Regions from separate parts of the Mus musculus genome. Here region 1 is linked to region 2. A link is a loop called in an ENCODE intact Hi-C map of the cell type or tissue named here. Cell type or tissue: heart. All regions are shown on one strand. Links, peaks and the distances in the headings refer to the core of each region. The heading gives the core; the rest is flanking DNA. Region 1 overlaps Tmigd3 (transmembrane and immunoglobulin domain containing 3). Region 2 holds the start of Gm46838 (a long non-coding RNA gene).

Region 1 (12,307 bases), core at 2,295-10,294, 48 kb before region 2:
CAAAAGTTCTGACCCAGAACTGTTCCTGTCTAAAAGAACTGAAGGGACAAAAATGGAGAAGAGGTTGAAGAAAGGACCCTCTTATGACTGTCCGCTGAGAGGCCTTACCATCAGCTGACTAGGACAGACGCAGATGCTTACACCAACCATTGGACTGAAGTTGTGGACTCCTAGGGTTGAATTAGGGGAAGGATTGAAGAAGAAGCTGAAGGGGAGAGTGACCTTAATAAGAAGACTAGCAGTTTCAACTCACCCAGACCCCAGGGAGCTGCCAGAGACTTAGCCGCCAACCAGGCAGCACACACAGGCTGGTTGGAGGCCCCCAGCACATATATAACAGAGGACTTCCTGGTCTGGCCTCAGTGGGAGAAGATGCTGAGCTTAATCCTTGAGAGACTTGAGGCCCCAGTAAAGGGGGAGGACTGGGGAGGGAGCACCCTTTTGGAGGCAAGGGAGAGGAAGAGTGGGATGAGGAACTGTGGGAGAGGGGACCAGGAAGGGGACCACTAGCTGGAATGTAAATAAAATAATTTTTTTAAAAAAAGTCTTGGGCTGAAGAGATGGCTCAGCAGCTGAGAGCACTGACTGCTCTTCCAGAGGTCCTGAGTTCAAATCCCAGCAACCACATGGTGGCTCGCAACCGCCCCTAATGAAATCTGATGCCCTCTTCTGGTGTGTCTGAAGTCAGCTACAGTGTACTTAAGATATATTAAAAAAAAAAAAACAAAGTCTGTCATTTGGCAGAAAGGGAATCTAGACAGGTCCCACCTTACAGCCTAGTCCGTCTGCCAAATGCTAGGATTACAAACATAAGCCACCATGCCCAAGCTAATTTGGACCTAATGGGCAAATTACACCACTGTTTGTGACACTGAGAGATGTGTAATTGAAGAGACCACTAGGCACATAATTATTAAGTTACCGGAGCACTAATTCATGGTAGAATGAGGCTATCCCAAGCCTAGGTTTCCCTTATTGCTTGTTTTGTTTTGTTTTTCTCTGCTTCCTTCCAATGGCTTCATGAGTTTCCCTCTTCTTTAGTGGCCTCTATAGTCATGTGCTGTACATTAGCAAGCCAGATCTTCTTGCATTCCATCTTCAAATATTGAGGGCAAAACTAGCAACAACTGCAAGTAACCTCTCCAGGAAACCATTAAGATATTTCAGAGATGGGATTCTTGCCGGAGCTGGCTTACTTTCCTTTATGAGAGAAACAGCCAAGAGCAGGTGGCTGAAGTCTGAAGGCCTTCGCCACCTTTAGCAACTATGCAGTCATCAATCTCGGGAGCCTCTGCATCAGTGTCCCCCAAGGACCCCCGACTCCTCACAACGGAGAGTTTTCATAAAAGTGGTGATCCCTCGCCCAGGTCAGACAGTAAGTAGCAAGAGAGTCTGTGAGCCAAGAATTCGAAAGGCTGGCACTTCTAGGAATGGTAGAACTTGGTGATGCCTCAACTACATAGACAGTAGAAAAGAGGAAGATTTGTGCTAATGACACAGAAACTGCCTCTGCAGGGCTTGTTCCATGAAGTGATGAGGCCATTTCTGTGAAATCCTTCTCTTCCCAGTTACATCTTAACATGACGTTTTCAAACTGCAGGTGTTGAATTGTGAAGTCAACGCTAAGGATCAAGACCATGGAATATTCTCAGTTTAAGTGGAAGAAAATGGGTATGTCGGGCTCCACAGCACATAGGAAGGGCATTATTATTTGGGTTGTCTGATTATTAGTGAGTATCAGTCTAAAATGAATTCCATTTTGTTTAAACTTGCATTGATGTGCAATGCAGCGCACATGAAGTACACATTTTGGTAAATCATGGCATACGTTTATTTCTATCACTCATTACAACCACCAAAGTAAGCATGTCTCCCAGAGTCTCTTCCTTTCTCTTCATAACCACTCCCTCACTCTTCCTCACTGCATTCTCTATGGACCCGTGGTCTGTCAGTATAGATTAATACATGTTCCACAGTCTTAACTTTGCGTTCATGTCTACATACACTTCAAGTTGGCTTGTAGATGGTGTAAGGTAAGGGCTGAACTTCACTTGATTGCATTCAGTGCTCTTGGTTGAAAAGACTGTCCTCTGCCCATTCCGTTGCTTTGACACCATTCTTAAAAATCAGTTAGCTGCATGTGTGGGTCCATCTCTGTGGGTTCCAGAAAGCTGCTGTAATTCTCCTCTCTCTGCCTCCCCAGTGCTGGCATTATATAAGCATGCCACCATACCCTACTTTCGTACATGAAATCTGGGGAGTCAAACTCAGGTCCTCAGACTTGCACAAGCATGCCCTTTATCAATGGAGACACCTCCCTAGCCCCTTGAAAAAGTCATTTTTGAATGGTATTGTTGCTGCTGAATTGTGCTATGCTTTGGATGTGTTCTGCACTGTACATGCGCAATGGTGTGGATAAATGAGAACATAAGGAATGCCCTTATGAAGTCATGAGGATGCTCTCAAGAATTATTGTCTGAGTTGTAGGGATGAGTTCCTAGTAAAAGGATGTATTCCACACTCCCCAACAACCAACACACAAACACACACACACACACACACACACACACACACACACACACACACACACACACACACACTTTTGCTCTTCTTCCTACCCAGGTGTCTTGTAATCAAGAAAGTCCTCACCAGCAGGAAATTCTTCACATGTGCAAATCATCCCAGTTTGGGTGTTCTTTTATAGGCCCATAAGACAAATTTGTGTTTGTTTTCTTGCTTGCTTGTTTTGTTTGATTGTGGTTTTATTCTCCATGGGGGAGGTGAGGTACAGTGGTATGGTAAGGCCCAGTCTTGCTTTGTAGCTCTAGCTGGTATGGAACTTGCTTTGTATGAAGCAAGTTACATAATTATCAACTTGGCAGAAGTTAGAATTACCTGGGTGATGGGCCTCGAGGCATGCCCGTGGGAAAGTATCTTGTTTCTGTTAACTGAGGTAGGCAGACAAGATCCTGATTAGGTTAATCGGGTGGGGAAGACCCTCTGTGGGTGGCACCATTCCCTAGCTTGCTCTCTGATTGGCTGAAGATCTCTTGCTGCTTTGGCTTCCCTGCCAAGACTGTAACCTCTGAGCCAGAATAAACCCTCTCTCTTCCTTAAGTTGTTTTTCTTGAGAGTATTTCATATCACCACAGAAGGAAGAGAAACTAAAACATGTTGCTCAGGCAGCATCCACTTTGAGGCAATTCCTCTGTCTCAGCTTCGCAAACCTTTAGGATTACATGTGTATATATCTCACCGCACCCAGCTATCTTTTTGCCGTCTTCCCTGTCCTCCAAATGCTCAGTCTATGCCTTCTTCAGGACAGAGGATGCATTAGAACCACCCCTTGACAACTGTCAGGGCGGCACAGACCAGCAAGCCCTACACTTCAGAGGGTGCAGGAGGATTGTGAGTTCCAGGCTAGTCTTGATTGCAGAAGACCCTGGTCTAAACCAAAACCAAAAACAACACAAACTTTATCTACGAATTCCATCAAAAGTGTCATTTCTGGTCTCTGTTTGGATGGCCCTCATTGTTAGTCGTATTCCTGTTTCTCTCTATTCCAGCTATGTTTTGGATTGGATAATAGGCCTGGTAGACTTTGTCTTGTTAGTATTAAGACATTTATGTCATCTCATAAATATACCTGATTTTCTAGAGCACAGCTAAATTACTTGGGAATAATTTTGTCCTTTCTGGGCTTCTGTTAATAGGGGAAATCACAACCACCTTTTGTCTAGGGATACTTCTGACCCATGACTAAGGACCTAGCTTTCTAAGCACTCTCACCCCAAACCCCACTAACTATGAAGTTTTCCACTCTGGCTTTTTCTGGGTAATTCTCCCCAAGCCTCAGCTAAATTCCCAATATGTGTGAGCTGACAAGCACTGACCAGGCAACTTCTGATCCCCCAGAGCGTTCCCTGGGACACATTGCCATTTCCAGTGCTTTCCTCTGCTGTCTCCATCAGCTCCCAGTTCCTTGTCCTGAACCCACTACCTGCCTTTCTCCTCCCTGCACCACAATGGTATATGGTTTCCACCCCAGGACCAGTGGCACTGAGGTGCATATTTTACATATCAAAGCAGACCTGGCCTCCAGGTTCTCCCAGCATCTCTCAGTCCCTACCTGTCATACCCTGACCCCAACCCTAAACTTTACCACCCCAGGGCAGGGCTGCCCTAGCCCAGAGGCTCTTTCCTATATAATCCAGGCATTTTGGCTTCTCTTGCTTCCTCTCTCTTCTCCTTCTCTTCTCTCTGCCCTTTCTCTTCCCTTTTCCCTCCATGGCAATTCCCCTGGCCTTGGTCCTTTGTGGCCAGCGATCTCGACTGAGAGCAGCTTCCCAATAAACCTGCCTTCAATATAATCTAATCTGTTTTGAACTGGCTCATTTCACTGGCAAACAAATAACCTAACAGATGGAGCCAAAACTCAGGGATCGAACCTAGGCAGACAGGCATGACCAGAAAAGAGTGTGAAAGAAATCGTTTTGCAAGAATCCAGGGAAGTGGCAGGGTTCTTAGGTGGAAATTTGGTGATGGGACCAAGGGACCTGCGCTGACCTGGGCCTACTTGGCGGGTCTCAGAGGGCGAGATAGCTTTGGGGCATTCCGACTTGAGTGACCATGCTGTCAGCAGGCAGGGCATGGCTTGGTGGACTGCCTCAGGTTGAGGCAGCTGAGAGACCAATGTCCTTTTTGACCGACTGCACTTAAAACACATTCCTGGCAGAGTTGGCTTAGGCCTGACCCCAGCAGGATGGGCATGGCCGACCTCCCTCTTCCCTCCTCAGGGATGCTCTTGGCCTCAGGGAAGCTACTAAGGCTTGGGCTGAGCCTATTGGGAAAGCTTGCTCGCCTCATCCAGGCATTAAAGACTTTAAAAGTCATTTTTACCAACTCCTGTATGGGGGTTTGAGAACCATCCTCACCACCACCCCCGCCCCCCAAACATCTGGCCAAGAATGAGAAGTAAAATGAGTATCAATGATCCCGTCCCCCGCTGAGGAGGCTGGGTTCAGGCGGGTATATAGGATCATGGACTCTGGTAATCGATTTAGAAAAGAGGTAATTCCAGTTGGGTTCTGTAGATGGTGTCACCTTGTTACCCACAGGGTGGGTCTGGTCTGTACACTGCCTGGCAGCTGCCTGAACCCATCCACACTCCTCAGGAGGAAGGGTGGAAGCCTGGATGACATAAAGGTCGTGACAAGTTAGGTCATAGGCCTGGCAAAGGTAGCAGAACCTTTTAATACAGTCGGATGGGTTGGCAGAGAAGAAACCTAGCCGTTTCCAACCTGGGGATAGGTCCTGCAGAGAAAAAGGATCATGGACTCAAGCAAACCACTTAGCTCCCACCACCTCCCAGAGTGGGCAGAGGAGAGCAGAGGCCTGTTTGGACCATGTGTGAGATGCCACAGGAGACACTCCTTGTGGAGCAGGCCAGTGTGTGGATGGAGACCAGGGTGTGGGGTGTGAGGTCACAGAAGAGGAAGAGAGCAGAGTAAGCATCGAGGCCGGAAGAGGATGGGGAGGAGATGGGTAAAGGGGAAGCTGTTGACCATCAAATGGAGCCTGTGAGGGTAAGGAAAAGGAAGGGACAGTGGGAAGAGACAAAGGAGGAGGGGGTGGGTAAGAGGGGAGAAGGTGGCCCTTGGCCTGTGTCTCAAGGGGTGGGGGAGGGAAGGTATTCTGTGAGGCAAGCAGAGAAAGAAAAAAAATGGAGTCAGGAGAGGTTGTGGGGTCCAGAGAGACTTGGCTCTAAGTCTGCCAAGGAATCCTTGGGGCCAGGGAACTTGCCCGAGCAGCTTCCCAATAAACCTGCCTTTAATATAATCTAATCTGGCTTGAATTGGCTCATTTCACCAGTGCAGAAATAACCTATCAGATGGAAAACTTCCCTAATAGCAAGCCTGCTAACTACAAGTCCCACTTCCTCTGTTTTTGCTTCCTTAGGAAGCGCTTTCCAAAACAGCCTGATAAGATTAGCATCAGAATACTGTTGTCTTACGCATTTTGTCCAGTTTATGACATGGAAGGTAAACTTGGCTCCTCTTACTCTATCTTGGTCAGAAGTAAAAGTCTCCAGTGTGTTCTTTGTCTATCTGGGGGTGTGTTGTAAACAGTACTGTCTGCGACATTACTCACAAGTAGTGAGTGCATTTCTACCCACGCAAAGACTGAACCAGCTGTGAAGTCTCTTTTCTCAGAATCATCCTCATTTGCCCTTCTGGGGGACTCCATAACTTAAGTAAAGATGAGACCTTGATTCAAGTGGCTTAGATCCCACACTCAAGACCAAGGAAATCACACCCGGCTCTTACAAATACACAGATGAGCTTTGCCAGGAGTAGACGCTGTCGGCAGAGATACATGTCTCAGGTGCCCATCATCTTGATGGATAGATAGCAGTGTTCAGGCAAGAGGACCTCTGGCTTGGCACGGGAAAGAAAGAAGGATCAGCCTGGCACACCTCACAGACCGCTGGACACAGCTGGCGTGAATTCAGTTCTAGACGTACGGAAGTAAGATTGAGGCTTTGAGTCTTCTAGGAGCTCATGGTACTTAGAAGCTGAGTGAGTGTCTCTTCTACGACATGTCTACAAGTGGTACTTATAGCAGGGAAGGCAGGGAAGAGGAGACACTGTGCCCTGTAACATATACATGCTTATACTACAGTTTGCTCACTCGTTAGAGGGTGCTTGGCTCAAATGCCACTCTTATCCATGTTTGAAAGGACCAGCTGGGGAAACACAATGTACAGTTTTAAGAGATTCAGATCAGAACAGACCTGAATTCAAATCCTACCCCTGAAACAAATAAGTGGGACTCCGAGCATCTCTAAGTCTCCATGTCACCATCTGTAAAATAAGGTAGCGTCTCATTGTGAAGAATGTTCTGTAGGAGTCTTGACTCACAATATTCACTCAGAAAACAGCTGTCGTCACTATCCTAGCAGCTATTTGAGGAAGAAATGGTGACAGAGGTGATACGTCTTCACTTGTCAAAGGAAGGCGTGCCGTGTCCTAAGATGAAGATCATCTGAGCATAGGTGGTGGTGATGGTGGGGGGACAACCCAGTCTTGTCTTTACTCCAGAAAGACTCCAGTTATTAGAATATTGTAAGCATGTCTGTCCTTGGGCCTGCTGACAGTCCTCTCAGACTTACCTTTCTCTGAAGACTCAGTCTTTCCTATAACAGTGGCCTCTGCCCAGGCCCTGGAAAGCAGGGTGAAGGCTGCTTTGGGTCACTTTCCAGGGCTGAGCATTGTCTGAAGCTGTGTACCAATGGCCCTTCCTCTAAAGCCCTCAGCCTGGTTCAAGGGCGAAGGTGGTTGAGCTTGATAGCAGACCAGGCAGAAGAGCTGCTGGGATCTGCTGGCACGGGACCAGGTTAGAGAGGCCTGTCACCAGGGCAGCTAAGTGTCCCAACAGCTGACGCATGACCCCTGCCCTGACAGGCTTCTGTGACCATGGGCGACGCTACTCATCCATAATAATCAACAGACAGGAGATCAACCTTCCCTCCAAATCAGCAGTTGGCCTCAGAGTGAAGCCAACCCTGTTCTGACTGGAATCCTCCAAGGGATCTCTGACCACCCTCTCCACCTCACCTAGAAAATTACAATTACTGATTAATTTTATAAATGTGCTAAATACTTCATTTCTGTGACCTGCATACACAGATCTGCCTCACCCCAAGACTTTATACTGAAATGTGGGTCCTTAAGGTTGACTGTGTTAAATATCTACTTCTTGGCCACACATCAACTCACAGATTGAACCCCACCCCTTCTTTGCTGACTCTTTCAGCTGCTCAGTTCTTTCTCCTTCTCCTCACATTCCTCTTTTCCTTTCCACTTATCAACCTGACCCAGTTCTCATTCTCCCTACTTAGAAACAGATCCCATGGGCTCTCTCCCTTTGCCTAAGGTCCCACTGACTCCACAGCCGTTTGTATCCCTTAATGGAAGAAGCACAACGTTGTAAATAAGTCATAATCTAATTTCAGGGTAACTCCTTCAATGGAGCTCTGGGTTCTATCCCCAGCATTGCCAAAGTGGGGGAGGATTATATTTTGTAAAAAGAAAATATCCCTTCCTCTTTTTCCAACCCACTTTCATACCTCTTGGCTAATGACAGTTTGTTGTGTGTCTGTTTAGATTTTGTTTACATTTACACACCACTTATAGGTTAGCCTATTGGCTAATAGTAGACCCTTGGGAACCGTAACACCTGAGACTGAATTCTGACCTTGTCATTTACTATTTCAGGAACATTAAAGAAGTGGCAACCTTTCTACTCATTAGTTTATCCATATAAGATTGATATAATAGTAATATCTACTATATAGATATTACTTGAAAAAAGTGTGTGTGTGTGTGTGTGTGTGTGTGTGTGTGTGTGTGTGTGTGTTGTGCACATGCCACCTGTGGAGGTCAGAGGGGAACTTGAGGAATCAGTTTTTTCCTTCCACAATGTGGGACTCAGGAATCAAACTCATATAATCAGGCTAGGAGGCAAAGCACTTTCACCATTGAACTATCTCATTGGCACCCACAGAGTTCTTTGAAAGACTAATAAGTTAAAGTAATGCCTGGTTATGTAGATGTAATCATTATATATTTTATTGTTATTTGTGTATTTTTATCTTTGTTACACAAATGGGACCACAATATGAATACAAGCATATGCCATCTCATAACATACCAAATGTATCTTTGAATACCAGTACAACCTCATACAGCATAATAACAGCAGGACATTCAATTGTCTTTGTGTAAGAATTGGATCTTCTTTTAAGTCCTAAGTATAAAACAGTATAAAAGGATGTGGGGGCAGTGCTGGAGAGATGGCTCAGTGCCCAAGAGCACTTGCTGCTTTTCAGAGGACCCAGCTTCAGTTTCCATCACCTACCTAGTGGCTCACAACCATCTGTAATTCCAGTTCCAGGGGATCCATGCCCTCATCTGACCTCTGCAGTTACTGCATGCAGTATACATACATGCAGGTAGGTAAAACACTCATGCTGCTTATAAAGATAGCATATGGGTAAATGACAGGGCCAGAGAGGGTGACCCTGGGACCCTGGATATCTGGTTTTCTCAATGCTGAGTTCCTAAAAAAAGCAGGGCTGGTCTCCCCCTATACCCTAAAGCTGCTGAGGGCACCCTGTCATACACAGAGGACTGGTAAGCTCTTGACTGTTTTTACTGATCAATTTTCATGTGTTCCTTTCCAAACATGGTTTTCTGACAGGCTCTTGAAAAGGAAGTCTTCTCCTCCTTGCCCCTTCCCATGACCTGGAATGGGAAAAACTGATCCCTCGGGGAAGGGCTATGTATAACCTGCCGAGAAAGTCTCAGGGAGTACCGAAATGACGCAAATACAAAAAAGAGGCAGAGCTGGGCATGGTGGTGAATGCAGGCAATCCAAGCACATGGAGACAAGAGCTTCTCAAGTTCAAGGGTAGTCTCAGCTCTACAGCAAGTTTCAGGCCAGCCAGAGCTATATAAGAACCCATCTCAAAGAAAAAAAGAGGCTACAGGGATAGTGCAGTCTGTAAGTGTTAGCCTTGTAAGGCACAAAGGCCTGTGTCCAATACCCAGAACTGATGTTTGGAAAAGAAAGACAGAACTTTAAAATGTTAGGTGTGAGCCTGGGCTTGTAATCCCTGCACTGAGGAGGCAGAGAAAAACGGATCTCTGAAGCTTTCTGCACAGCCAACCTAGCCAACTTGGTGGGATCCAATCCAGTGACAAGGCCCAGTTTCAATCAGAAAGGAAAAGAAGGTGAGGATGACACCTGGGGTTGACTTCTGCTCCCCCCCCCCATGCACACTTGCATATACATCTATGCAAATGCACATGCATACTTTCTTTAGATGAATAATAAATAAGTATGTGCATATATGAGCACATGAACGGTCAGGTGTGTGCTCTCAATGACACAACTACCCCTTACTCTCCACCCTGTTTCTCCTCCCATTATTTCCTACATATGCCTGGTGATCAGAACACAAAGGTGATGAATAGTTAGGAACTATACCCAGAAGTATAGTCATGGCTCTCCTGAATTCAGGAGGCATGAAACTTAGGTAACACCCCATTCACTGTAAATCAGTCCAGCATTTTGGCTGTAAGTAATGGATTTGGGAGCCAGACTCAATGATCTAGCAACTTTGTGACTTTACTCTTCTGTGCCTCAGTTTCTCCATTTTTTAAAATTTGGAATTATTTTTTTATTTTGTTTTTTTTTTATTAGGTATTTATTTCATTTACATTTCCAGTGCTATCCCAAAAGTCCCCAACCCGCTCCCCTACCCACTCCCCCACCCACCCACTCCCACTTCTTGGCCCTGGCATTCCCCTGTGAGTTTCTCCATTTTTAAGGTGTTGATGATAATAACACAGAGTCACACTGAGTATTATATGAATTCAATTCATTAAGTACCTTTAACAGTACCTGGCAGAGTCAAAACCAAATAAATGCCCATTTTATTATCACTGTGGTTAAATGCCTCTACTAACTCTCACCTCTAATCCTATTGTCTTTTGTAACAACTTGCTTAAGATTTACTGTTTAGAAATCATGCATGCACACATACACAAGCATGAACACATGGAGGAGTGCAGGGGAAAGAGGAAGGGAAGGGGGAAGGGAGGGAGGGAAGGAGAAATACTTAGAGGCTTGGTGGGGAGAAAATTTATCACTTTAGAAATTGTTCCCAACGAAAGGGTCAGGGCCATTTCAAGAATCATCTGATTAAGTCTGCGAGCAGTAGGCACAGAAATCCCTCTGGACTTCAAAAATCAGATGGGCATCTAGTCAAGTCATTCCTGTAGGGGGAGCTTACAAATTTAAACTGACATAGCAAAAGGAACCAAGCAGTCCAGGAATTCCATCATCTAAAATGGTTGTTGGGGGCAGGGCAAATGCTTAAAAGCAGGACAAAATGCTTAATGGCTTCTTGATCTACTGAATATCTTTATTATCTGATCTGATTGCTCTGTCACTTCCTGAAGCTGCGTGCTAACAGGGCTGAGACTCTCATTCATGAGCAGTGCATCTCCTGCTTCCTAGAGCTTATACCAGGGTGGATGAGAAGTATTCGTGTCCTCTAGAACAGAAGGAGAACCAAGGGGAAGTCCAAAAGGTGCTGGCTGTTGGACTCTGGAAAGCCAGTGGCCTGCTCCAGCCTCTGGCCATACAACAGCTTCATTGTATGAGGACAAAAAAACTTAACTGAGGCTTGCCTGCAAGCATATTTGAACTTGGACCTCTGGAGCAAGGGCTGGCAGCCAGTTTCCATGCCCAGACACGCCCCCTCCTCTCCTTCATTCTCTTCTCCATCTTTGCAAGAGCATTTAGTTCCATTTAAGTCCGGGAGACCTGGCAAAAACAACACTTGAAACGCCACTTCCATTTATGGCAATGGGATCCTCTATGCCAAGGAGACACAGCTTGTCAGCTCCCGAGTTCTTTAGACTCCGTGCTTCGAGCATCTGTCTTCTTTGCTTACACCAGCAAAAGGGCTAGACTTTTTTTTTTTTTTTGTCTTGTATATCTGCTTATTTATTTATTTTTTTAGGAGAATGACTTATCAGCAAAGGAACAGCATTCCAGATTCCTAAGACTACAGTGATCTTAGCCAGGCACACTGAGGTGAGGATACCAAAGCAGCATCTAAGAAGGTAGTCCCCCACTCTACCCCAGCCCCCAGCCCCAGATAAGCCATACTCTTGTCCTCCCTTTTTACTAGGTGTTAGCTTTATTAACATTTGCTATTCCGTGAATGCAACTAAGTCCTGAACTCAGGAAAGAAGAACGTTTTTTATCCTGCACAGTCGACAGAGGCTGGTTAATCTCTTGGTCTTTGAAGCCACGTCATCCCACACACCCTTCAGCCTGTCATTCCTTTTTGTCACTGGGGTCTGAATTCTTAGGGTGAGGTCATGTTTCAATTCTAACCTGTGGTTAGTTTTGGTGAGTTTGACACAAACCTCAACGTATCTGGGAAGAAAGAATTACAACTGAGGAACTGCCTCCATCACATTGGCTTGTGGGCATGTCTATGGGGGCATTTTCTCGATGAATGATTGATGTGGGAGGGCCCAGACCACTGTGGGTGGTGCCACTCCTGAGCAGGTGATCGTGGTTGTATAAGGAGTAGGCTCCTTACAGGATTCCTCTGTGGTGTCCCTGGGATTGAACTCAAGTCCTCAGGCTTGGCAGCAAGTACCTATACCTGCTGAGCCATCTAGTTAGGTCCTATTTTACCATAATTCTCCCCTTTCTCTCCCCT
Region 2 (12,307 bases), core at 1,500-9,499:
TTGAATGGAAATGGCCTCTATAGAATCACAGGGAGTGGCACTATTAGAAGGTGTGGCCTTGTTGGAGTAGGTAGGTGTTAGAGGAAATGCATCACTGGGGGTAGGCCCTGTGGTCTCAGATGCTGAAGGCAGGCCCGTGGCTCCCAGTCCCTTCCTACTGTCTACAGATCTAGATGTAGAACTCTCAGCTTCTTCTCCAGCACCATGTGTGCCTGCATGCTGCTATGCTTCCCACCATGATGATAATGGACTAAACCTCTGAACCGTAAGTCAGCACCAATTAAATACTTTCCTTTATAGGAATTGTCATGGCCATGGTGTCTCTTCACAACAATGAAACCTTGATTAAGACAATGTGTATGTGTATATGTGCAGTGCCCACTAGGCCAGAAGAATCTTATAAACACTCTAGAGCTGGATTTACAGGCAGTTAGAAGCCATTGAACATGAGAACCAAACTCATTTCTTCTGGAAGAGCAGCAATCACTCTTCATTGCTGAGCCATTTCTCCGGCTGTCCTCTGCCCCACTTTTAAGCAGAGTCTTAAGGCTGGTCTGAAGCTTGCTACGTAGACCAGGCTGACCTGAAACTCACAAAGATCCACCTCCCTCTATCTTCTGAGTGCTGGAATCAAAGGTGTGTGCCTCCACACCTGGCTCTCCAGGTCTCAATCTATAGCCAGACTTGGCCTGGAATTCATGTTGGTCCTCCTTAATCAGTCTCCTGAGTGCTGGGATTGTAGATACCTGAAGAGAGATTTCTTTTTCAATGGGAAATTGCCATCCATCCTTAAGTCACCAGGTCAGCCTGGAGCCTCTCTGCTCCCATCTGGTTTAGTTTTACTTCTCTCTCCCTCTGTGTCTTTAACAGACTGAAACTCCAAGGTCACGTAGATTATCCAGTTATCTTAGATTACATGCTTACACAAGTAGCCTTGATTTAGCCTGCTCTCAGACCTCTTCTTCCTTGACCTTTTCAACTTTTTATAGTGTCCACCCCTGCTTACTGGCTGGATGTATCTGCTTTACATAGCTACCAGCCATGCAGATTTTCAAGATCAGTCTTCAGGTAACCCTTGAGCAGCTGCTAATCTGTATTTCCTGCCTCTCTTCCCAGGTGCTCGCTTATCCATCTCTGTTCTTGCTTCAAGCCCTCAACCTGGTCACCTTCAAGTTCAGCAATCAGCTTACTTCCTGCTTCATAAGAAAATGACTGTCACTCCATTGGCTCCCAAACTACCTAGCCAGCTCCTAAGCATGCTGTAGAACTCGGCCCTTTCCTCTTTCTCTCTTGGACTATTCCTATGTCCATGAAGGTCTCATTCTATGAACTGATCCCTGGATTCTTTTCATCCAACTTTCCCCATTGCTTGGTGTTTCCTGGCAGTAAATATTCTGATCTCTCATTGAAATCCAGTTAGGCATAATGGTGCATGCCTTTGAGCCCAGCACTCAGGAGTCAATGGCAGGTGGATCTCTGTGAGTTCTAATTCAGCCTGGTCTACACAGAGAGCTCCAGGACACTTGGGAGTATGTAGAGAAAACCTGTCTCAAAAAAATAAAGAAATAAATAAAAACAAAAAATAAAACTTGCAGCTCTCCATTCTCCCAGCTCTAGCTGCTCCTCTTTCAACTTTTCTGCTTCTTACAGTTGTCTTCATGTTCACCCCAACTCACTTGAAAGTCTGCAACAATCTGGGAAAGGTGCCCCCTTTGCTGATAAACTTGTCTTCTAAGTTTGCTAATTACCTCTGTCCAACCTTACTATCCCTGACTGACCCCTCCTTTTCAATTTATTTAGAACTCTACAACCTTCCTCCTTGACATCTCTTTCCTTTCGGCTTTTCCCCCACTTTTCATGTATTTCTCGGTGTGAGTGTGTGTGTGTGTGTGTGTGTGTGTGTGTGTGTGTGTGTGGCTTCTTATGTGTGACTATGTGCACATGCTCAGGCACAGATGCATGTGGAGGTCAGAGGTTAACCCGGGGTGTCTGTCCTTGGTCATTCTCCCCTTTATTTTTTGAGAAAAGATCTTTCAGTTAGCTCATTTATTAAGGTATGCTTGCTTACAAATGAACTTTGGGGTTTCGCCTGTCCCTACCAGACATTGCTGGGGTGATGGGCTCCACACCCCAACACCAGCTTTTTGCATGTATTCTGAAGATCCAAACTCAAGTCCTTGTGCTTGACACTTTACCAGCGGAGCCAACTTGCTGGCCTTGCTTTATTCTTTGGTCAGTCAAGACTCTTTGCTTTGAGCTTTTGGTGCTGCCTGGCCTATTTATGGGCTTTCTTTGGTGATATTCTATCAAACAAACTAATTCCACATATCACCTACACCTTCAAGTCAGCGTGTCCAACCCAACTCTTTCTACATCAATAACAAGTCATCATCTTTGCCTGTCACCTGCCACTCTTCATGCAAGGTACTCAGCATCACTGTCCACATAAGCAGCAAGTTAGACATGTATCCATTCCCTTGGATTTACCCCTCTCTCCCCTACAAACCTGATCAGATACTCAGGTGTAGGGCTCTGTGACCTAAGATCTCTGGATCCCTTCTCATTGCTTCTACTTAAGCTGAGGACTTTGTCCGCTGTCACTTGCATCAGAGCGCTCTGCTAATTGCTTCTTCTCTACCCCACCTGCCACACTCTGCCAGTGGCCAGGTGACTTCTAGAGCAATCTTTAGAGTGGATATGAAACCAGAGTGAAGCAGCTGTTTGCATGCTTAAGGTACTTTGCTGTTTCCCAGGAACCGCAGGAGAGAACTGATCCTCACAAGATCCTTTATGTCTGCCTGCCTGCAGCTTGAAAGTCTTCTTCTATCAAGTTCTCAGCATACTTTCTTCTCATACTTGACTGTACACACATGTTGCTTCACTCCTGAACCTCCTGACACACTCTCCAAGCCTCTCTCGTCTGGTGCAGATCAGCAACTGTTGAATGCCCTGCCTTAGCATCTCTTCCTCTAGGGAGAGTCCTTCCATACTCTCCCCAAGTTGAGAGTATATGTGGCCCACCTGCTTGTGTTTACAATGCAAACTCCATTACTACATATCACCAGCCCTAAAGAGCCTTCTCATTAAGGATTGGTCCCTGTCTTTGTTCTATAAGAACAAACCATACACAGACCTAGGTCTCTCGTATCATCACTGATTAGCCCATAGGTCTGTCCTCTATGAATTGTAGTAAAATAAAATATATCACTTAGTTTTCTTCTCCTCACCCCATACTGAGAGTTGAACTTAGAATCTCACAGATGCTAGGTGAGCACTCTATTCCCACCCAATGTAAATTAATGAATTTCTAGTCTAAAATTAAGTCAAGCAAGTAAAAGACTGTTTATATCAATTGAGGTAAAATTTGTAGATAAACTAAGTTGTAATAATTGTGAAAGGAATGTAAGAAACATCTTCTTATAGTTAGCTATGTTTATTTATTTATACCTTTGGGTTGTAGCATCCTTTTAAGTATTAATACAATTATTACTAACATTTTATCTTTTTTCCTTGATTTTTTATTTACAGTTTGTTTCGTTCTTGAGACAGTCTCTCATTCTGTGATGGCCTCAAACTCACAGTCATCCTTCTGCCTTAGTCTTCTAGGTTTTGTATTTTCAGATGTGAGCCACTACACTTGGCTTATTTTCTTAAGGACATAACTTTTTAAGTGGAAAAAAACCCCTAGTTTACTAGGAAAACACCTTAATCTGAATGTATCTACATTCCAATGGAGCTTGCTATATGAAATAAGAGTCCAGGCACTGTGGTGGACTTTAGCTAGCTTATATTTTCCCACTTTGTTGTGTATTTGAATTTCTCCGAGGTTTCATCCCAACCTACCTTTCACCATTACTCCGTGCTGGGTCATATTCCAGTGCAGCTGAGCTTCTAAACACTCCCAGAGCTGCTCTATTTTCTACAGTGCACTGTTTCCTCTGCCTGGGCCTGGCTTCACTCCATGGAGAATCTCTTGCCCCGTTCCCACCTGCTTACCGACTAAGCACAACTCAAGTGTTAACACTTCTAATGCTTCTCTGATTCCTTTCACCCTCTCTAGATCCACATGTCATTTCAGACCTCTTATTATATCTGGTTTTACTTTTTAACTTGTCAGGAGCAAAAATTATTACAAATTAGGCTGGGAAGAGCACAGTGCTACTTTGCCGAGCATGCACAACCACACCTTGGGTTCAATCCCAGCACTGCAAAAACAAACAAACCAAACCAAACCAAACCAAATGTTACTTTAAAGTATTAGTTTTAATTTTATACTGAGGTTATTTTTCTAACTATTTTTGTTCTTTTGTTTGTTTATTTTTCGAGACAGGGTTTCTCTGTGTATCCCTGACTGTCCTGGAACTGGCTCTATGGACCAGACTGACCTTGAATTCAAACATCTGCTTGTCTCTGCCTTCTGAGTGATGAGATTTAAGTTGTACGGCACCACCACCCAGCCTCTATTTTAGCTCTTGAAGACAATATATAACTCCCAAGAGAAAATATTTGAAGTGCAGTGAAAAATATCTTATATTCACCTTGACACCCTTAGTTCTATATTACTCACTTCAGGTGATAGATAAAGTATTATATGAATAGTTCTATTAATCTCTTTAGTCTCATATACTGCTATTTTGACTATATATATATGCATATATATGATCTCTGATGTAGTTATGAAAGAAGTTGCCTAGGGCTTTCCTGGGAACTATGTTCTTACTAATGGAGTGTTCTATCTGCATCGTCAACTTTCCTAGTTCTTGTCCATACTGCCCTCAGTACCAGGCACTATTCTATGCTGTGGAGATTAGGCTTGTAAATAAAAGGAGCTTCCTGATCTTGTGCAAATGCATTCTAGGGGAAGTGGAGTGGGTGCAGATAACCCATAGAGCTATATCTTTCCCACATCTTTGCCAATATTTAGACCTTTTTGTCTTTAATTTTACTTATCCGACATATAAAATGATTGATTTAATTTTAATTTGACCATTTGGCTTATCTCCAGTTATTAATACACTTGACCAGTGATTTCTAATTTTAATTTTCCAAGATTAGCATGTCATTTTGGTTTGTTGTTTGTTTTCAGTTAGGGGAATTTTTGAGATGGGTCTCAATATGTTACCCAGGCTGGCCTTGAACTTGTGATTTTCATGCCTCAGTTTCTCTGGTGCTAGGACACAATTTATGATGCTATACTTGGCCAAAACCTTTTTTAACAATAAAAAAATATTTTTAGTTATGTGTATATGTGTGTGCGGGGGTGGGGGGGTAGGCATGTGTAAGTATGTACAGGTACCCAAGGAAGCAGAAGCATCAGGTTTCCTGGAGATGACATTGCAGGCTATTGTGGGCCACCTGATATGGATGCTGGGAACCAAACTTGGATCCTCTGCAAGAGAAGTAGGTGTTCTTAACCACTGAGCTGTCTTTCCAGATCCTAGAAATATGTTTTGTTGTTGTTGTTTGTTTGTTTGTTTTTTTCCAGGAGTGAAGGGTTGAGAAAAGGTCTAAGTATGTACTTTTAGCTGGCCTGGAACTCACTATGTAATCAGGCTGGTCTGGAAATCAACAGAAATCTGCCTGACTCTGCCTCCCAAGGGCTGGGATTAAGGTGTATGCCACCATAGCTAGTGAAACACACACACACACCCATTATCTTTACAGTTTCTAATTATTGGTTTCTCCTATTTAGGATCACATCTGATATTTACATTTTAACCTTGTATGTGTGGATTTTGGTATGCTGTTATTATAATAATTTGTAGTTTGTCTTGAATTTCCTAGGTAGATAACCATATTGATTGTAAATAAAATTACTTGTTCATTCCTTTTAAATTCTTACATGCTTAATTTCTTTTTATCATGCAGTTCTTGCTAGGACCTCCAGGGCTGAGCTTGTAGACATCAGGGATAGTCTCATACTATTTCATGATTAAGTCAGCACATACATTCTATTGTATACATTGCAAATGTATGGTGGATACCACCTAACAAGCTAAGGATGCTTCTTCTATAACTATGCTGATAACATCTAATGTAAATTAAATTTCAGAAAATGTTTCCTCTCCATACATGGAAATGATCACTATTTTTCCTTCTTCAAGGTATAAAGTAGCAAATTAATATGTTTTCTAATGTTCTAATTGTGTTCTGAGAGAAGTCTGAACTTATGTTAATTCTGATTCACTGCTGGATTTAATTTTCCATACGTTTGGGTTTTTTTAGGAATTTAACATCTGTATTAAATGAGAAATGGGTCTATAAATTTTCTTTTTGTCCTTTTCCTTTGGTACCAAGATCATCCCAGCATCCTACAAAAAGTTGTGGTCAATCTCTCTTCTCTGCTTCTTTATCTGTGTGCTGGAGTAGATTTATAAGACTGGGGAAACTTTTTCTTAGGCATTTGGCTACATTTACTTACAAACCTCTCAGTCCCTTGTGTGCTTTATTTTTACTTTATTTTGTTTTGTAGTTGGATGTTAAGTTACAAGTACAACTGCTTAGAAATAGCTGTAGTTCTTAAATTAGATTTTCTATTTCTTCTTGAGTCCACTTTGGTAAGTTTCATTTTTCTAAGGAACTGGGTATGTCATGTAATTGTTCAAATTTACTTGTATGAGGTTTATGACATTCTTCTTATTTTATAAATTCTGTTATATATGTATATGCATATATAAATGATTTTCCCTTTTAATCTATCTCAATTTTATTAGTCTTTACTGCTTGCCAAATTCTGTTTTCTTGACAGTTTCTATTATAACTTATTTTAATTTTGACTTCTATTATTTAGCATTTGCCTCCCTCTGCCTTCCTCTGTGCTGCTATCCCTTTATCTTGAGCTCAACACTTACAGCTCCTTAATTTCTGATTTCTTAAAATTTCTAATGAAGCTTCTTTCAGGAGAACCTGGGAACATATTTTTATTTGTTATTTGCCACTGTACACATTTTCTAATTTTAGTTATGATTTGTTTCTTCATTTGTATGATTATACCTAAAGCTACTTAGAATTGTGCTTTATTGATAGAGACTGGAAGATCTCTGAGTTCGTCTATAGAAGGCATTCCAGGTTGGCCAGGGCTACAGAATGAGGCCCTGTCTCAAAAATTAAGTAAAATAAAATAAGTCAGGTATTTGGGTTTTGTGTTGAAGTTCTTTGTTCCCCCTGAGTTTTGAACCTAGAGCTTTGTGATGCTAAGCACGCCCCCTACCACTGCACTGTATCTCTAGCCCATGATTTACTCCCAAGGCTATTTGAAAGTGATGTTTTTTAATTTGTAAATGCATGGTATTATTATTTTTATTAATTAAAAGGATGTAATCTCCATGGTACTAAAGTCTTGTTGCCTTGGACTGTGATGGCATGAGCCATCAAAAACCTGGATCTTTCTTCTAGCCCATCAAATACTTGGCTTCATTTGCATACTGCTTTGTGTTTCAGTTTCCAGAAAAGTAGTTGCTCTTAGCAGCTATATGCACTCTCTACATCATGAACATCCCAGCCTCATGAGAAGGAAGCAAGAGCCCAAAGTCAATAACCTCAAAATTCAACATGAGTTGTCCTTAATAGCTCCTTTCTCTCCGAATTCAAGAGTTCAGCTGAATTCTGGAATCACTTCTTGGAAGCAGCCTCTAGCCCATGCCCCAGCTTTGGACCTGGACAACTGGCTCTAATATTCAGTATTGGGGAGAATATTTGTCTGATAAATGAATGCATAATTAGAAAGGAATGGATATGCCCAGTGGGTTCTCATTCATTTTGTAAGCCTTAAACTACAATCAAAGGACAAATATCACAAATAGTAATTTTATATTTATTCCAAAGAGACTGGAGCTGGAACAAGGCAAGTTAGCAGCAGAAGCACCAGGAATGGAGCATCCCTAAGGAGAAAGATTTGTAACCATATTCTGAAGCCTTTCAAATGCATTCTCCAAATCCTTCTGGACGACCTGACATGTAGTTTCTAGGTTTTGTTTGCTTTGTGGTTGCTGGGAATTGGACCTAAGGCATACTAGGCAAGCATTCTACTATTTAGCTGTAACCCTGGCTCACACATGTCTCTACTGTTCATGCAATGTCTCCCTGTTCTAGATAGCAGCCACTCCATACCAAAATCAGTCCACAGAACAAATCCAGATAGATGAGATAAAGGTTCGCACACATTTTGGAAGCAGGGGTCAGAGAACAGGGAATGATCAGATTGTGTGTTGTAGGCTGGGCTTAACTCTCAAGTAATTGTGCTTTCCACCCTGTTCTTGGCCAAGTCAACTCGGCTTGGGTGTGGTTGCTTAAAAATATTCCCAAGGAGCAATGACGCTTCCCCTGGATGCCTGAACACATCATCTCTGTTGTTGAGAACTTGTGGCTGTGTGTCCAGGACTCTCAATGAAGTTTTAATCAAAGCCGTGCTTCCTTTCCATTGTTGCTTTTGGAGTGGCCTTGCTCAGGAGCGCTGGCGTGGACAACAGCACCTCCGTTGACCTTTTCCACAGCAGTCCTTGAATTTCTGCCCCACCCCCTCCCATCTGCTGGCCCTACTTCCTCTCTTCTCTATTTTGGCACCACTGGGAGTGGCTCTTCTCAGTAAAGTGGCTGAAGGGTAATGAACCCAAAATACCTAAGTAGCAAATGAGTCACCGAACTTCCACAGCTGGCTGTGTTGTGGGTAAATAGCAGAGAGGAGGTAACTGCAGGGGTGGGGGTGGTAGAGGTGGCTGACAGCAGGCTGAGGGGGTGGGTGGAGGGGGCAGAGAACTTGGTTGGCTTGCCTAGGTGAGATCAGCACTGTGGCCTATCACACCCTGACTGACTCAAGCTAAGCCCAGGCCCCCTGGGAACTGCTAATACTGGGCTGTCTAGTAAATCTCAGCTGGACAAGGCACTACACTGATAACCCTCTTTTGCGTCCAAGTTCTGAGTCTTGGAGTTTGGAATTCTCTAAGTTGCTACAAGGCTGCTAAGCCAAAATGGTATTTCTCCAGGCCAGCCCATTTTTAGATTTATGATATCTCAGTATCAAGATTTAGGACCAAATTTAATTTAATTTTCTTTTGTATTGTTTTGTTTGCTGCGCTTTAAAAAATGATAATCTCCTCTCTCCTTCTCTCTTTCTCTTTCTCACTCCCCCTCTCCCTCTTCCTCACTTTCCTCTTCCTTTCTCTCCCCTCCTGTGTGTGTGTGTGTGTGTGTGTGTGTGTGTGTGTGTACCTGTTACTGCATGTATGTGAAGGTCAGAGGAAAACTTCTGTAAGGTGGGCCTCTCCTTCTCCCATGTGAGTTCTGGGGATTGAAGTCAGGTGGACAAGGTAAGCAGAAAACGCCTTTTTTCGCTGAGCCATCTCAGGAGCCCTCACTGAGCTTTCTAGAATGTATCTTTTGCCTAAAACTTTAACTTGAAGTATAATAGTGCAGCTGAGATGCCCAGTCCAGCATTGTGATGAACTAAGAAGCTGCTGAGACATTTCTGGTTGCTGCCTCATCAGGACAGGACCAGCTTTGCCTCTGAGAACCTACTCGGTGTCTGTCCTGGTGAGAACCTACTGGGTGTCTGCCTGTCCTGGTGAGACCCTACTGGGTGTCTGTCCTGGTGACTTAGGAGATGATTCCTGCTTCTTGTTTTTCTAAACATAAAAAAACCCCGAGTGGGCTAAGCCCTGAGCACTTGTCTAATGGTCTGATTTCATGGAGAACAATCTAGTCAGCCACTCTGCTTCTAAGACCTAAACTGACACAACAAGAAACAAGGGAGGGAGGGAGGGGGTAGAAGGAGAGAAAGGAAAATGGAGAGAGAGGGGGAGAGGACAAAAAAGTATCTGTGCAAAAAACTAGGACTAAGAAGCATCCAGGACTCCTAATGTGATATGACTGCAAGAAGAATTTTGAAAACAAAAAGAAACATTAAAATGTCCTCTGAGAAAGATGATATTAGATCATGGGGAAGACAGGATCTGATCACTCGCTGTCTGCTTTCTCCTTTAGTTCAAAACCAGGAACTTCTGGAGCTAACTTTCAAACAGAGACAAAGTTAGTTGATTCAGTGCTGTTCCGCTTGACTTGCCCCTGCAGTGGGGCCTGGTGTCAGTCTAATGCTTATCTCCTGTAGCTCCCCCACCCCCAGCCCGCATAAGTGGAGAACCAGATGCCATGACTTGGAAGGAGAAACCTTGATCTCACCCGAGAGTGGGAAGACACAGGCCACATGACTTGGCAACTAAAATGAAAACAACTCGAAACACACACACACACCACCACCACCACCAGCACCACCAGCACCACCAGCATCACTACCACCACCAGCACCACCAGCACTACCAGACTTCAGTCTTAATTGAGGCATAATTTCTGGTTCCTATTTAGTTATTTGGTTTCTGAAAACTCCTCCCTTTTGCACACCAACTAGAAAGCAGCTGAGAATTCTCCTTGGAAATGAATGGTTCATTTGAATCATCTTGGGAAAGTGTATATTTCTTATTGGAAGTCTTCATTTAAAAATGCTTTTCAAAACTAAACAATCAATACACACCTGCAATGAAAATACAATAAGACCATTCTCAAAATTAACTATACTTTCAAGCCTCACACAATAACTATTTTTTTCTTTTTTGAGACCAGGTTTTACTACATATCCCTGGGTGTCCTGGAACTTGCTATGTCTGATCTTGACTTCAAAAATCTACCTGCCTCTGCTGAGACTAAAGACAATTGCCATCACACCTGGCCACACACTAACATTTTATGAATATTTTCTTCTGATCTTTCCATGGGCACAGACTTAGTCATTTAACACAGTTAAACTCATTCTGAATGCATAAAATTATATACCATTTTCTCTGTTATATGGTAACGTATCCAGTCATGATTGTTTATTATTTTTATTTATTATTATTGTGTGTGGGTGTGTGCTGTGTGGAGGTTATAGAACAACTTTGTGGAATCAGTTCTTCCTGCTACCTCTACATGGGTTCTGAGGTTCGGCCATCACATTGCCAAGCTTATGCAGCAAGCATCTTTACCTGCCAAGCCACTTTACTGGCTCATCAACTATGGTTATTAATGGATACAATCAACATTAAATAATCAACATTTCAATTAGTCAGTGTTTGTGTTTTGGACATTAAATTTGTTTCCATAATTTTTTTTTAAAGTATGACGTTCAAAATTTGGAGACTTAAAAAGATTTCACATAAGCTTTACAATTCAACGATTTGGTAAGTCCCATTAGCATTTGTTTCAATAACCCAAAAGTTGCAGATGAGCCTTCAGGATAGATTCATGGGGGAATCTAGCAACTCATGAGAATATAGCAATCGCCTACAACAATAGCCCCAGTCACCTAGCTTGTATCCCCCTTGTATTTGTGATCACAAGTCTTACCTCTAGTGCAACATTTTCAAGGACTGTGTGTGTGTGTGTGTGTGTGTGTGTGTGTGTGTGTATGTATACCATTTTCACTCTATGAAAAGCACAGTAAAGAAGAGGTAAAGTCAAAGCCGAGGATCTTGTTTTTTAAGTATAAAGGGCCAGATTATCACTTATTCTGATTTGGGTTTCCTGGTTGAGGCACTTGCCCGTGAGTTAATGCTTTTGAATTCTAGTTAAGGTAGATTGAAGGAGATGGAATTTGGCATCATTAGGATGAGGTAGAGTCAGCTGTGGATATAGTTTTTCATTGCCATTTAACTCCCAGTTATATGGCTGTCATAAATCATTCCATGCAAATGTTTTCTTTCAAAGATGCCCTGTGCCATACAGAGCACAGTTCTGGAGTGTGTGCTTGCTATTTTTCACATTTTCAAGGGCCTGCCTGATCAAAACAACTTAAGGAAGGAAGGGTATATTTGGGTTCACAGTTGGAGGATACAGTCAGTCTATCAAAGTGGAGAGGCAGTGTGACGGGAGCCTGAGATGGTGAGTTGCTTTAACTCTGTAATCAGAAAGCAGAGAAAGACTGTCCCTGGTGCGAAGATCATGTCTTCCTTTTTATTCATCTGGAAATTCCAGCCCATAGAACAGTGCCACCAACAGCAGGGACCCTATCTAGAGGCTTCCTCACAGCTGTGCCCAAAGGTTGTCTCCTAGCTGATCCTAGATCCAATCGAGCTGACAATCAATATTATCTCTCCTGGTGCTCAGTACTAAATACTTCTCAGGGCTATTTCACATAAGAACCTGAAACTCAGAGGCAAGTATTCTTCTCCCTGTTTTCTATGTGAGTCGATTAAAGAGCAGAAAAGTAAAATATAACCCAAAAGCACATGGCTAAGAAACATTTGAGTTAGGACTAGGATCCAGGGCTAGCCTCAAAGCT

The links. Hi-C counts contacts between places; a loop is a spot of excess contacts. Peaks named below come from ENCODE experiments on the same cell type or tissue, not always from the same donor. Only the 100,000 strongest peaks of a DNase experiment are listed, where the experiment ranks them.
Region 1: it touches region 2 in a loop (2.3-fold over the local background); 8 of 42 quality-filtered maps call a loop at or near these places.

The regions. Positions count from the first base shown.
Region 1 is chr3:105,871,306-105,883,612 of GRCm38, reverse strand. The region is part of intron 1 of Tmigd3 (transmembrane and immunoglobulin domain containing 3); the gene reads right to left. Among named protein-coding and RNA genes, the nearest start is that of Tmigd3, 6.6 kb to the right of the region's middle. In heart, for the core only: no CTCF peak of the experiment used is centred there; DNase peaks (open chromatin) are centred at 5,502, 7,362 and 9,362; H3K27me3 peaks cover 1,541 bases.
Region 2 is chr3:105,822,130-105,834,436 of GRCm38, reverse strand. It overlaps Gm46838 (a long non-coding RNA gene), which reads left to right and starts at 8,584. Exons shown (of 2, transcript XR_001784065.2): 1 at 8,584-8,683. In heart, for the core only: a CTCF peak has its summit at 5,893; a DNase peak (open chromatin) is centred at 8,446; H3K27ac peaks cover 770 bases; H3K27me3 peaks cover 548 bases.